3 separate regions of the Homo sapiens genome follow, and regions 1 and 3 are each linked to region 2. The links are chromatin contacts, found by Hi-C or POLR2A ChIA-PET in ENCODE. All regions are on one chromosome and are shown on one strand. Each heading gives the region's core, a stretch centred on a gene start or an enhancer-like site at or near the end of the contact. The rest is flanking DNA. Distances are from core to core; before and after follow the strand shown. Region 1 overlaps FBXO34 (F-box protein 34). Region 2 holds the start of DLGAP5 (DLG associated protein 5). Region 3 overlaps ATG14 (autophagy related 14).

Region 1 (4,012 bases), core at 653-3,152, 140 kb after region 2:
ACTAAATTATTTTTTTTTTGAGATGGAGTTTCACTCTTGTTGCCCAGGCTGGAGTGCAATGGCGCGATCTCGGCTCATCGCAACCTCCGCCTCCTGGGTTCAAGCAATTCTTCTGCCTCAGCCTCCTGAGTAACTGGGATTACAGGCATGTGCCACCACGCCCGGCTAATTTTGTATTTTTAGTAGAGATGGGGTTTCTCCATGTTGGTCAGGCTGGTCTTGAACTCCCGACCTCAGGTGAGCCGCCCACCTCGGCCTCCCAGAGTGCTGGGATTACAGGCGTGAGCCACCATGCCTGGCTGTAAACTAAACGATTTAAAATCTTGTTATTCAGAATCAAGAAACACACTCCTTTACGTGTTGTTTAAATGTACTCTATAATTGGTTCTGCTGCTCCTCCCACCTCGTTTCTCAGTTAAAAAACCAAAACTATAGAATGCTTGAATTTTCAGCAAAGTGGCAAATTATCCCCATTCATGGGGCGCTTATTACCGTGGTAACAAGGAGCCAACTCATTCTTGAAGTGGGGCAGGATTCTGGTCCATTGGTTTCAGGATCTAAAACAATCCAAATACCTTTTTTGTACACTTGACAGCATGGCCTATTCAAGGTGTTTCTAAACATCCTTAGCATACACAAAGCACAGCTGAGATAGTTTGTAGAGGAAGTAAAATCCCCCGAGTTGAGGTTCTGTCATATTACAAAGCTCTGAAACAAATCCAGTCTTTATTTCTGAAGATAATCACACAGCTTCCTATTAAGGTCCATTTCCCTCCCTCTGTCTCCTCCCCTTTCTCCCCATTCACATTAAAGACAACTAGTAGGGAAGATCTGGGGGACTAGATAATTAAATGAGGCAGAAGTAAAATGTGCTTTTTTAGACTTCGGCCGAGTTGCCTAGGTGAGGGCTGCAGGTAATCTTTGGTCTAAATATGTTGTGTTAGATTTTGAAGTGCCTTTTCTTAGGTCTTGCTGTGGGACAAGGTTGTTTGGGGCCTACATCTTAGAGATTTTCCTTAGCAGTTGTGTTTGAAGCTAAAGTCTGGAGGAGCAGGTTTGGTGAGGAGGAAAAAATCATAGATCAAGATGTGAGACTTGCTGTCCAAAAATGATTTTTAGAGAGCGTAAGAAATAAATTTCCCAGTAGCTCGTAATAGAGGGCAATCTAGTTTCTTAGCTTATGAATAGAATTTAAGAGTCCAGGAAAATCAAAGTATAATTCGTTTTGGATTAGTCAGATCTCTTGTTTATGGATACGATGATCAAAAAGAGCATTACATTTTATTTTTAGGAGAAGGAGAGAATTTCAAATGCAGGATAGAAAACTCTCAATAATACAAACTTTAGGGATGTTTTGATGTTAATGAGGACAAAACAGTTGGTATAATTTTACTTCCTAAAACAGCTGGTATAATTTTTATTCTGTATTTGAGTGTGTATAACGTTATTATTTTGGGCCTGTTAAATATGGCAGTGAACAAAACTAAGTCTGTTGTCTCAGAACAGATGATCTAGTGGAGAGAGATGTACCATGGACACATGTCAGAAAGGGGGAAAAAAGTGCTGCAGAGAATGTATAGCAAGGAAAAAGGGGAATAGGGAGTGTGGGGAATAGTACTATATGAGGACAGTCAGGGAGTGCCTCTCTAAGATGACATTGAGCAAAAGCCTGCAGGATGCAAAAGAGTGACACGGGTAAATATCTGGGGAAGGAGCAGAGGGAACCACAACATGTAAAGGCTCTGAGGTGGGATTGTGCTTTGTGTGTTCCAGAAGCAGCAAGATGTCTCATTGGAGCAGAGTAAGCAAAAGGGAGAGATTTGAGTAGAACATGAGAAAGAGAGGGGGCATCTTAGAAACCATTGAAGGGTGTGGTACAGAAAATGAGATGATGGAACTTCCCCTTTTATAAGATCACTCTGCCTGCGGAGTTTGAGAGTAGAAGCAAAGTGCAGGTGAGAAATGGTGGTGACTTAAAACAGGGTAGTAGCAGTGGAGGTGGTGAGTTGTAGTTTATTCTGAATATATTTTGAAGATAGAGCCAACAGGATTTGCATATGTGGTTTGTGAGAGGAAAATGGAGTCATTTTCCAATAGCATTAGCTATTGGGAAAAAAATGTTGCTGTTTACTAAAATAGGAAAGATTTTGGAGAGTAGTACTGGAAAGTGCATAGGGAATCAGGATTTTTACTTTGGACATGTTGAGTTTAAGGTGCTTGACATCCAAGTGGAGATTTCGAATAGACAGTAGCCCCTCTTATCCTTGGAGGATACGTTCCATGGCCTCCGGTGGATTCCTGAAACCTTGGGTAGTGCCAAACCCTATATATATTGTGCACGAAATCTTTTTTCATTCGCAATTTTATGGACAGAAGATTCATCCTTACCACAGATCTTAGCAACCTCGTCATATGATTTTCTTTGTTGTTGTTGGTTTTTTTTTTTTTTTTTTTTTTTTTTTTTTTTTTTGGAGACAGACTCCCACTCCATCACCCAGGCTGGAGTGTGGTGGTGGTCTCAGCTCACTGGAGCCTCCGCCTCCTGGGTTCAAGCAGTTCTCCTGCCTCCGCCTCCCAAGTTCTGCCTCGTGCCTCAGCCTCCCGAGTAGAGTAGCTGGGATTACAGGTGTGTCCCACCATGATCGGCTAATTTTTTTGTATTTTTAGTAGAGATGGGGTTTTGCCATGTTGGCCAGGCTGGTCTCGAACTCCTGACCTCAAGTGATCCACCTGCCCCAGCATTCCAAAGTGCTGGGATTAAGGCATGAGCCACCATACCTGGCCGATGTTTTTTGTTTATAAAGTCGAGAACTTTGATCTTTTCACTTGAAGGAAACACTATAAGGCTTCTCTTTGGCATATGTGAATTGGCCAGCATCACTACTCTTGCGCTTTAGGGCCATTATTAAGTAAAATAAGGGTTACCTTAACACAAGCACCGTAACAATAGAGCTGATCCCTAGAGATAGCTACTGAGCTACTGAGTGACTAACACATTGGGAAGCCTAGACAGCGTGGATGCCCTGGACAAAGGAATGATTCTCATCCTGCATGGGATGGAGCAGAGATTTCATCACACTTCTACAAATGGGGTGCAATTGATAACTTAATTGTTTCTGGAATTTTCCATTTACTATTTTTGGACCATGGTTGACCTTGGGTAACCAAAACCATGGATAAGGATAAACTACTGTATACAAACTTGTAGTCCTGGAGAGAGGTTTGGGTTAGCCACTTGGAGAAACACGTAGGTAATGTTTAGAGCTGTGAGATCCAGTCGGGGTATTCATTCCTAAACTGTTTGAGGTGCCCTGGGGTATTGCAGTGAACTCACAGGATATTTTAAATTTTCCAGGAAAACAGTATGATAGGGTGTGTGTTTGATGCCTGTGTTTTCAAAATGATGTTTAAGATGTAAGCATGTGTGCATTTTGTATTCCCATGGGGCTGGGTCCAGCTGTATGCCTTTGTGTATGTGTACCTAGTATTCTTCACAGAAAGTATAGTACATTAGCAAACAGTTCCCATTTTACTCAAATTGTCCCCCCCGTGTATCAATCAATCCTGTTGCAGAATGATTGTACTTAATGAGAAGTTCCTAGAGAGTGGAGTAGCCTAAAGGCCCAGGAAAGGGCTGAGGGAGATTTGTGAAAAATGTCTTTAAAACGTGGTTTATTTCTAAAATTCATGCAGCTGAGTTCTTTTCTCATATATTGTCCCAGTCTTAAAATTGTTTCAATTTAATTTTATAGAATGTTTGTTGCAGGAATGAATGTGTCGTAGACTCCTCTCCTTAAGATGTGTACTAGTTAACTTTGAGATGACTGAGAAAATTGGGGAGAATTAGTTGGTAATGGATGAGATCAGACATCTTTAGAAGGAACATACTGCAGTAAATCATCTAGAAAGCTTTAGAACAGTCAAGGAAACTAGTTCAGGCTTAGAATATGAACACTTAGAAAGTTAAAAATGCATTCAATTGTTTCACCTGAAGAAAGTGTGTAATAAACCA
Region 2 (4,359 bases), core at 1,616-4,115:
GTGAGCACACCACTGCACTCCCGCCTGGGTGACACAGTGAGACCCTGTCTCTTGTAATTTAAAAAAAAAAAAAAAAAAAAAAGGAAAAAGACCAAAAAGGAAAGTTATTTATAGAATGGTATTTCAAAACTCTTCTGGCCAGAGTTTTTTACTCACACAGGCATTAAACCAACTATTATTCACTCTTCAAAGTACTTAAAATTACAACAGACCTTTACTTACTTGGCTTAACATTGGTCTTTTCTGGAACAAGCCCTTGAGATGTCTCATCTAATTCAACAAGAATTCTACCTTCCAAGGTTGGAATGTTTACATCTTTCAAACCAAAGTGTCTATTTCGTTCGTATTCCTTATGTCTATTTTCTTTCTGAGACAGTGATTTCCTATGAGCAATTTTAGTTCTAATCATTTCAGTACTTATATCCTTCCTGTGTCGACTGGCAAAATGTGATGAAGACATCCTGTCAAGGAAAAGGACAAAACCCAACTTACATGAATTTTCATTATTTAAAAAATTAAGATTACAGTTCATTTCCTGTCCCACTTCAGGGCCTTCTGAAATAAAAATATAAAATGTGCAATGAAATAAATATGTAACACTGAAAAGTGAGAAGAAGATTATCAGAGAATAAGAAGCTACCTATTTGGGGGTTTTAAATAGGAACTTGCTTGACCAGTGAAGAGAAAGCCAGTAAGTGATAGTCCAGAATAAAAGAGGCTCTGGGCTTACCACAGAGAACACTGCAAAAAGAAAAGCGTGAAATAAAGGTGAAAATAGGTTAAGTGAAGGACCATGTACACAAGGGTTTCCTTACCCATGATGAGGAATGCAGGTAGTCTAACATTTCTTCTAAAGCCAAAAGAAAACCAAAAACAAACAAAAACCCCACACCAGGTACCTATTAGTCATATAGGGATAATCAATAGGCAACCGGATACAGATAGAGTTGGATAGAGAGGCACAGGGCAAAGTATGTGGAAAGGAACAAGGAGCTTCCATGCTCTCTCAGGTAGCACCACTGTTTAGGAACCTTCATGTATTCACCTAAGAAGCTCTCCAAACACAGGTGTTTTTTTTTGGTTTTTATGGCAGCTTCATTACATAAGCATGAGTGATTAAATCATTGACCACTGGTGATCAAGTCAACCTTCAGCTCCTCTCCCCTCCCCAGAGGTTGTGAGGTGGGGCTGAAAATGCCAACTCTCGAGAAATCCTGCCTTGGTCTGTCTAGTGACCAGCCCCAATCCTGAAGCTATTTAGAGGCATCCAGCTATCAGTCAATCATTAGCATACAAAAAGGTACCACTTTGAAGACTCCAAGGATTTTAGTAGTTGTTTGCCAGAAAACAGAACAAGACCAAATATATAGTTCACAATAACCCTATCAGTTTGCTCCATTATTTTCATCCATACAAGAAATCATACAGTTTAGGCCGGCACGGTGGCTTAGGCCTGTAATCCTACCACTTTGGGAGGTCGAGGCAGGACTGCTTGAGCCCAGGAGTTTGAGACCAGCCTGGGCAACATAACACGACCCCGTCTCTATAAATTTTAAAAAAGAAAAGCCATACACACACACACACACACACACACACGCACAAAATCATATAGTTTAATTGGCACATGCCTTTTTCTTGGAAAGATCTTTGAGAATGTATTCAAGCAAAACAAAAGAGGACAATAAAGACGACGTCAGTAGATCCAACTAGGGAGAACAAAGAAAATTAGAAAGTTTGAGGGGGTCACCTGTGTAGCTGGTATAGAGAACTACCAAGCCAAACTGGAGAAAGGATACTGATTCTCAGAAGTCTTGGCAGTTAAAAAACAAAAACAAAAAAAGGTAAGGGGGAGGCTCTGTGATAGACACACTATGGTATATTCTTCAACAAGAATTAACTAAATCCACTAGAAAACTCCAGATAATAGAAAAATTGGCACAAGTAATGCAATACATTGTTACATGATTCTAAGCAATCAACAAAATATAAAAAACGAGAATCTGTCTGACCTGCATGCTAATAACATTCTCCTCTAAGACCCAAGGAAAGTGACAATGGACTGTGCTTTTCATAAAGAACTGTCTTCTACTATTTATCTCCTGCAATATTAATTCGCTAAAGATTGAAGAAAAATTAAGACTTATGTATTAAATACAGGATAGCACTATCCACAGCAAGAGAAAGAGCGAGCGAGGACAACATTAAAGGTACAATTATCAGAATAACCCTGAAAGGTAGTTAACTATTATCGCTCTCATACAGATGAGGTCAATTAACTGCTCACATTAGCATATCTAAAAGGTGGTGAAGCTGGGATCCCAAGCAAGGCAGCCCTGGCTCCACACACACCTAAATTTTGTTTGGCTGAGTGGCGTTTCCTCCAGCTTGAAAGTCCAGAATGCGTTAATCTTGCTTGACTAGAGGTTCTCAACCGGGCGTTTTTAGTTGCCATGGGACCTGGGAAGAGCTACGGGAATTTAATGTCGGAGCTAGTGAAGAACAGTTTCACCCCAAAGGTCAATTACGCCCCGGTGGTGAAACGCTGACTATTACAGAGGTCAGGGCAAACATATGGACTCTTCTAAAGGCTCGCATTATCAGCTTCGGGAAGGGCAGGTAACACGGTCCTAAAGGAGCCTGCCTCTGACTTGCTCCCGCTCGCAGCCCCCGGTCCTCAGACCCTTCTAGACCTTCAACGGAAGCGGGCCAGTGTTCTCCGTCCAGCTCTCCAGCACCCACCTACCTGAGCCACCTTCTAGCGTGAAACCTCAACCAAACAAAAAGTAAAGAACACTCGGTCTGGACGACCACCGCCGACTCCGAAGCAGGAACCCTCACAACCCGAGCCTCCACGAAATTCAAACTTGCCGCACCGAGCCGCTGATTGGAGGGGCTTTAACCAACACTTCCGGGGAAGATCCCACCCCTTCCACTCAACGAGGCTTGCGATTGGTTTGCTCCGTGCGATATTTGAATTGATTGAAAGGTGAAGGGCCAGTTCAAAAGATGGGTGAGAGAGGGAAAATAGGCGGGACCGCGACGCGGGATGAGAAGGAGTGGAGCAGTCGGGGCGCTCACGTCAGGTGAAGGGCGGGAGTGGGCGGTGGAGCCCGAGGGGTGAGGCTGGGTCCCTGGCAAAGCTGGGCTGCGGGAAATCTCCCCCAGAGCTCGCAAGGCTTTTTTTTTTTTTCTTTTTTCTTTTTTTTGAGACAAGGTCTCTGTCCCTTAGGCTGGAGTATAGTGGGCACCGACCACTGCTCACTGCAGCCTTGAGCTGCTGTGTTCAAACCATCCTCCCACCTCAGCCTCCCGAGTAGCTGGGACTATAGGCGCGCACCACTACGCCTGGCTAACTTTAAAAAAATTCCGTAGAGACAGGGCCTCACTACGTTGACCAAGCTGGATTCAGGGCTTTTTAATGTCCTTGTTTAGTCACAGAATCTAGCAGACCTTCTTGGAATGTTTTCTTTACTAGACGTTTTAAAGAAAAGGCTTACCCCAATTATCAAATCCTTACATAGTTTAGCGTTACTTTTCAACGTCGCCAGCCCCCCTCCCCTTTTTTTTCTTTTTTAGTTCATTTTTTGTTGAGGCGAAGTTTTCGTATACAGTGAAAATAATAGTTTTTCCCCCCCAGTGGACAATTTGATGAGTTTGGTAAATGTAAACAGCTGTGTAACTACCACCCAATCAGGACGTAGAGCATTTCCATCACTCAGAAGAGTGGCCTGTTTCTTTCCTGTCCATCTCCCACCACATCAGCAACCACTCCTCTTATTTCTAGCACTATAAAAATGAAGGTGATAGGTACTCTTTTGGGTCTGCGTGAACCAGAAGTTAGTAGTGTTTGTTATTGAGAGGCATTCCATTGAATACTTTATGCATTCACCAGTTGATGGATTTGTATTGCTTTCAATTTTTGGTGATGATGAGCAAAGTTGCTATAACCATTCTCGTACAAGTCCTTGTGGGCATATTTTATTTATCTTGAGGAAATACAGGAGTGGAATTTCTGGGTCATTCTGGGTATGTTTAACTTAAAATTTTTTTTTTTTTTTAGAAGCAGGGTCTCTCCGTCCCCCAGGCTAGAGAGCAGTGGCACAATCATAGCTCATTGCAGCCTTGGCCTCTTGAATAGCTGGGACTATAGGCGGGTGCCGTCACCCATGTCTAACTTTGTAAGGAATTGCCAAGCAGTTTTCCAAAGTGGTTGTACCATTTTACAATTCCCACCAGCCACATATAAGAGTTCCACTTGTTTCACATGCTTTCCAGCACGTGGGGTTGTCAGTCTCTAATGTTCACCCTTCTGGCCAGGCACTGTGGCTTGCGCTTGTAATCCCAGCACTTTGGGAGGTC
Region 3 (3,986 bases), core at 1,371-3,870, 210 kb after region 2:
AGTAACTGCCATCCGTCATAATTCATAGCAATAGTTACAAGAGAATTAATGATCTAATAGTTCCCAAAGAAATGATACATGCCAGCATCTCCACATATTGGTTCTATGGAATAAAATGTTCTATGGGAAAAATAAAGTTTTTGTGTTTGAGTAATTAGGGAAATTGCAGAGTTAAATAAATTCAAGCAAGTTTCTCTAATACAGAATATCCTGGTAGATTTAAATTGCTCATGAATGTGTTTATCAGACCACTGCAAACTCTAGAGAAGCTTGGGTTACACTTTGGGAATCAGTGGCCTGAGCATTAACTGTTTTCATCGGGGGTGTGAGACATCCACGTTGGCATGGTTTGGGGAGATGCCACAAAAGAGACAACCCTTTTAGAACCTTGAGAGTTGGGCAGGGCGTGCTCAGAGAAGAGGAAAAGCACTGAGGTAAAGAGAAACTGAATGAAGGCACAAGAGATGCAAACCTCTAGGGTGCATCTAGGGAGCAGGTTTTATACCAGAAGGTTCTATAGGACAATTCTCAATCCTAGGGGGTCAGAGATTCATCAGGGGTGCCTGTTAATAACTCAGATTCCCACCATTCCCCCCCACAAAAAAAACAAACCTCAGATTCCTAGGCCTCTCCCCAGAGCTACTGAATCAGAATCTCTGAGGATAGGATTCCAAGAATCTGAATTTTTAACCATTAACTCAGCTAATGAATTCTGATACAGGTAATGTGCAGACCATATGTTGTAAAATACTGATATGGACAAAAGAAGAATGGTAAATGGAAGCAGTAATGTCCTATGGGAGCCACCAGCACTAATTTAAGTCTACTAATCATGCTGACTGTCCTGGACCCACACATCAATTATCAGTGCCAGGGATTTGATTCACTGAGTATCTACTGTATACCACACACCGGATCTGAGGCCAGTATTTTCTAGAAACTTGGTAACTTCTCCTGCTTTACCTCTCCCACATGCACTCCTTTCCTACACTTTAAGAGGTTGTATCCTAAATTCAGTAAGTTAGCAATCCGTATATCTGCATACCACAGCACTGAATTCAACCAAATGTTGACTAGATCACCTCCACAAATTAAAAGACAAAACAAAACACTCACTCTTTCTGAAATTCTTCTTGCTTGCTCTTAAGTCGGCTTAACCTTTCCTTCTTGTCGATAAACCTGTAACAAAAAAATTCAATGTCTTATTTAAATGGTCATTTTTTCAGTTCAATGAGACTATGCAAATTCCCAAGAACCAATCATTCTGCAGAGTCATGTGAAAATGTCATTGTCCTGATAGTAAATACACGTCTTCTCAACGGGGTGCACACAACTGCTAACCATTTGGTTCTTTTAAAACTAAGCTCAAATCCTCAACTTTAAAATTATTTCCTGTGTTTATAAAATATGTCTATAGATATCTTCCGCCCAGATTAAATTATTTGTCAAAACAGGCACATCAGAACACTAAAGTGAATTTGAATTCAAGGAAATTGATGCTTTCACTAGAAAACAAATTTTAATTACTAATCTGGATTCAATCCTGCTCTCTCCTATAAACTGATTCCTTATAATAAATTTTTAAAAATTGTAGACTTTTTTTCACTAATTTTATTGCTAGTTATCATAGGCTAAAAAATTACTTGTAAAAGTTATCAAAAAGAAGAGGTATCACATTGCAGTAATTCTTTTTTTTTTTTTTTTTTTTTTGAGATGGAGTCTCATTCTGTCACCCAGGCTGGGGTGTAGTGGTGCGATCTTGGCTCACTGCAAGCTCCGCCTCCTGGGCTCACGCCATTCTCCCGCCTCAGCCTCCCAAGCAGCTGGGACTACAGGCGCCTGCCACCATGCCCAGCTAATTTTGTTTTTGTATTTTTAGTAGAGACGGGGTTTCACTGTGTTAGCAAGGATGGTCTCGATCTCCTGACCTGGTGGTCTGCCCGCCTCTGCCTCCCAAAGTGCTGGGCTTACAGGTGTGAGCCACCGCGCCCAGCATAGTTATTATTTTCTATTTGCCAGTTTTCTATCTTTATTTTCTTCTTGCCAACTTACTTGGGTTTTTTGTTTTTGTTTTTGTTTTCTTTTTGCAGTTTAAGGTGATAACTCAGGTCAATTTTAAACTTCTATTCCTTTTAAATATAATCACATGAAGTTTAAAATCTCCTTCTATGCACTGTTATAGCTATATCCTAAGATTTGATATTGTGTATTTTCATTATCATTTAGTTTGAAACTTTTAATCTTCCATAAGAATCCTTCTTTTACCCATCCATTATTTAGAAGCATATTGTTTAATTTTCAGATATACAGGCTTTTCTAGGTAGCTTACTGTTATTGTTTCTAATTTAATTCATTCTGATGTAGTTACAAAATATATTGTGTGATTTCGATCTTGTAACCTGAGACTGTCTTATGGCTTTGCATATGGTATGCCGTGGAGAAAGTTCCACGCGTACTTGAAATAACGTGTATTCTACAGCTGTTGGGCAGTGTTCTATAAATGTCTTCTAGATCTGTGCTGTTCAATGTGGTAGCCACCAGCCACACATGGCTACTGAGTGCCTAAGATGTGGCTTGCTGCTTAATAAGGGCATGGACAAAAAAAAAAAAATTGTATGACTAACATCATACAACTGACTGTGGAGTGAACGTGACCCACTGACCATTTTCAAGGGAACAGGGATAATGACTCATGCTGCAGTAACATGATGTGGTGTTCAAGAATAGGCTTTTGGCTATTTCCCAGCAAAAAGGAAAACAATTCAACAGGCCATAACAGACCTAAAAATATTCTGGACAAAGAAGTCTTTCTAAAATACTATTTCTGTAATCCCATGTTGGAAACATACCCCAAGATGTCTGCTTCTAAGAGGAATAAATAAAATGGTCTAATCATGACCCTAACAAATTTAATAGTCACTGAAAATGCACAATATACATTAAACAGAAAAAGCAAATAGGCAATATTATATGTGACAGAATTATATACTTATAATGTGACTATTTAAATTTAAATTAATTAAAATTATATTAAAAGTTCAGTTCCTCAGTTGTACTGCCATCCACATTCCAACAGCCACATATGACTTACCGGATGGTGTACATACAGAACATTCCCATCATTGTGGAAAGTTCTACTGAATAGCACTGTAATGTCCAGTAAGGTGGCAACAGCATGAACCAGTATTAGAAAACTCAGAAACCAATGTGGAATGTGGATGAACCCATAGATTCATCAGTCAGTCTATCAGGCATTTACTATGTACCTGCAACACAAAACAAGGCATCCTCCAGAATACTAAGAAATCTAATTATAAATTCTCCTGCAGTTGACTGTGAATTCTTGGACCTATCACTTGTTATATGCTTCTGTTTCCTTGTATCAAAAATGAGAGACTAATATAGTATTTACTTTTATATCAGTGAGACAACAGGGTGATTTATGTTCTGATAATTAGAAAATAATAAACTCACAAGTTAGCAATCTCAAACCATGCAAAGGACTGACAGGGAAAATCAAATCTTGACTTCAGAGGCCATAAAAGTTCTCCTTTGAGGTCTGTTGTAAAAATGCCACTTTGCTCTAAAACAAATTGGGAAGACAGACAACTGTGTCTAGCTTAATAGTGAGCTGGTTGATTTTCTTGGACTTTGTTAAAAACACAAAAGAAACAAACTCTTACAAATATACAGATGGCAGCAGGAATAACAAACAAAAGATAAGTCCTAGTGTATCAAATATTGAAAGGAATGGCAAAAACAGCAATTACTTTTGCACCAACCTAATACTTCATGAGTCACGTCCTCCTTCATGAAAGAAATCAAAAATAGGTGGTGTCAGTAAAGCAAAAGAGCAAATGATACCAAACCACATGCGTGGGTCAGGGCTGCAACTGCTCACTCAGTCACTCATCCAGGCTCTGCAGTCTCCATCCCACCACTCACAGAAGGAGATAAAAAATTCATTCCACAAGTCTGTGCTTTCT

What was found. Hi-C counts contacts between places; a loop is a spot of excess contacts on that map. ChIA-PET counts read pairs that join two places held with the same protein, here RNA polymerase II (POLR2A). Pooled maps may share reads with other maps.
Region 1: a pooled map shows a loop between it and region 2 (2.3-fold over the local background). The contact joins the enhancer-like site here to the promoter of DLGAP5 in region 2. A Hi-C loop is called at or near these places in 1 of 37 single-sample maps with no recorded cell type and 5 of 50 pooled maps. POLR2A ChIA-PET finds 5 or more read pairs at or near these places in 5 of 52 experiments (A549, Caco-2, PC-9 and 2 more).
Region 3: a loop to region 2 is called in a pooled map, with 2.2 times the contacts of the local background. The contact joins the enhancer-like site here to the promoter of DLGAP5 in region 2. A Hi-C loop is called at or near these places in 4 of 50 pooled maps. POLR2A ChIA-PET finds 5 or more read pairs at or near these places in 7 of 52 experiments (AG04449, AG04450, OCI-LY7 and 3 more).

What each region holds. Positions count from the first base shown.
Region 1 is chr14:55,325,474-55,329,485 of GRCh38, forward strand. The region is part of intron 1 of FBXO34 (F-box protein 34); the gene reads left to right. Among named protein-coding and RNA genes, the nearest start is that of FBXO34-AS1, 55 kb to the left of the region's middle. RefSeq lists enhancers at 1,769-1,908, 2,718-3,219. Within about 2 kb of position 1,903, at least 3 of the 41 ENCODE cell types and tissues checked have a DNase peak (open chromatin) inside an H3K27ac peak, as active enhancers do.
Region 2 is chr14:55,188,720-55,193,078 of GRCh38, forward strand. It overlaps DLGAP5 (DLG associated protein 5), which reads right to left and starts at 2,866. Exons shown (of 19, transcript NM_014750.5): 1 at 2,744-2,866; 2 at 223-461. The coding sequence starts at 460. LOC105370508 (a long non-coding RNA gene) reads left to right here and starts at 2,954. Exons shown (of 2, transcript XR_943888.3): 1 at 2,954-3,083. RefSeq lists enhancers at 2,056-2,609, 2,610-3,162.
Region 3 is chr14:55,396,256-55,400,241 of GRCh38, forward strand. ATG14 (autophagy related 14) reads right to left here. Exons shown (of 10, transcript NM_014924.5): 2 at 1,117-1,179. It also overlaps a transcript of FBXO34 not described here. Among named protein-coding and RNA genes, the nearest start is that of ATG14, 14 kb to the right of the region's middle. Within about 2 kb of position 2,621, at least 5 of the 41 ENCODE cell types and tissues checked have a DNase peak (open chromatin) inside an H3K27ac peak, as active enhancers do; they include PC-9, where a contact is called at or near this core.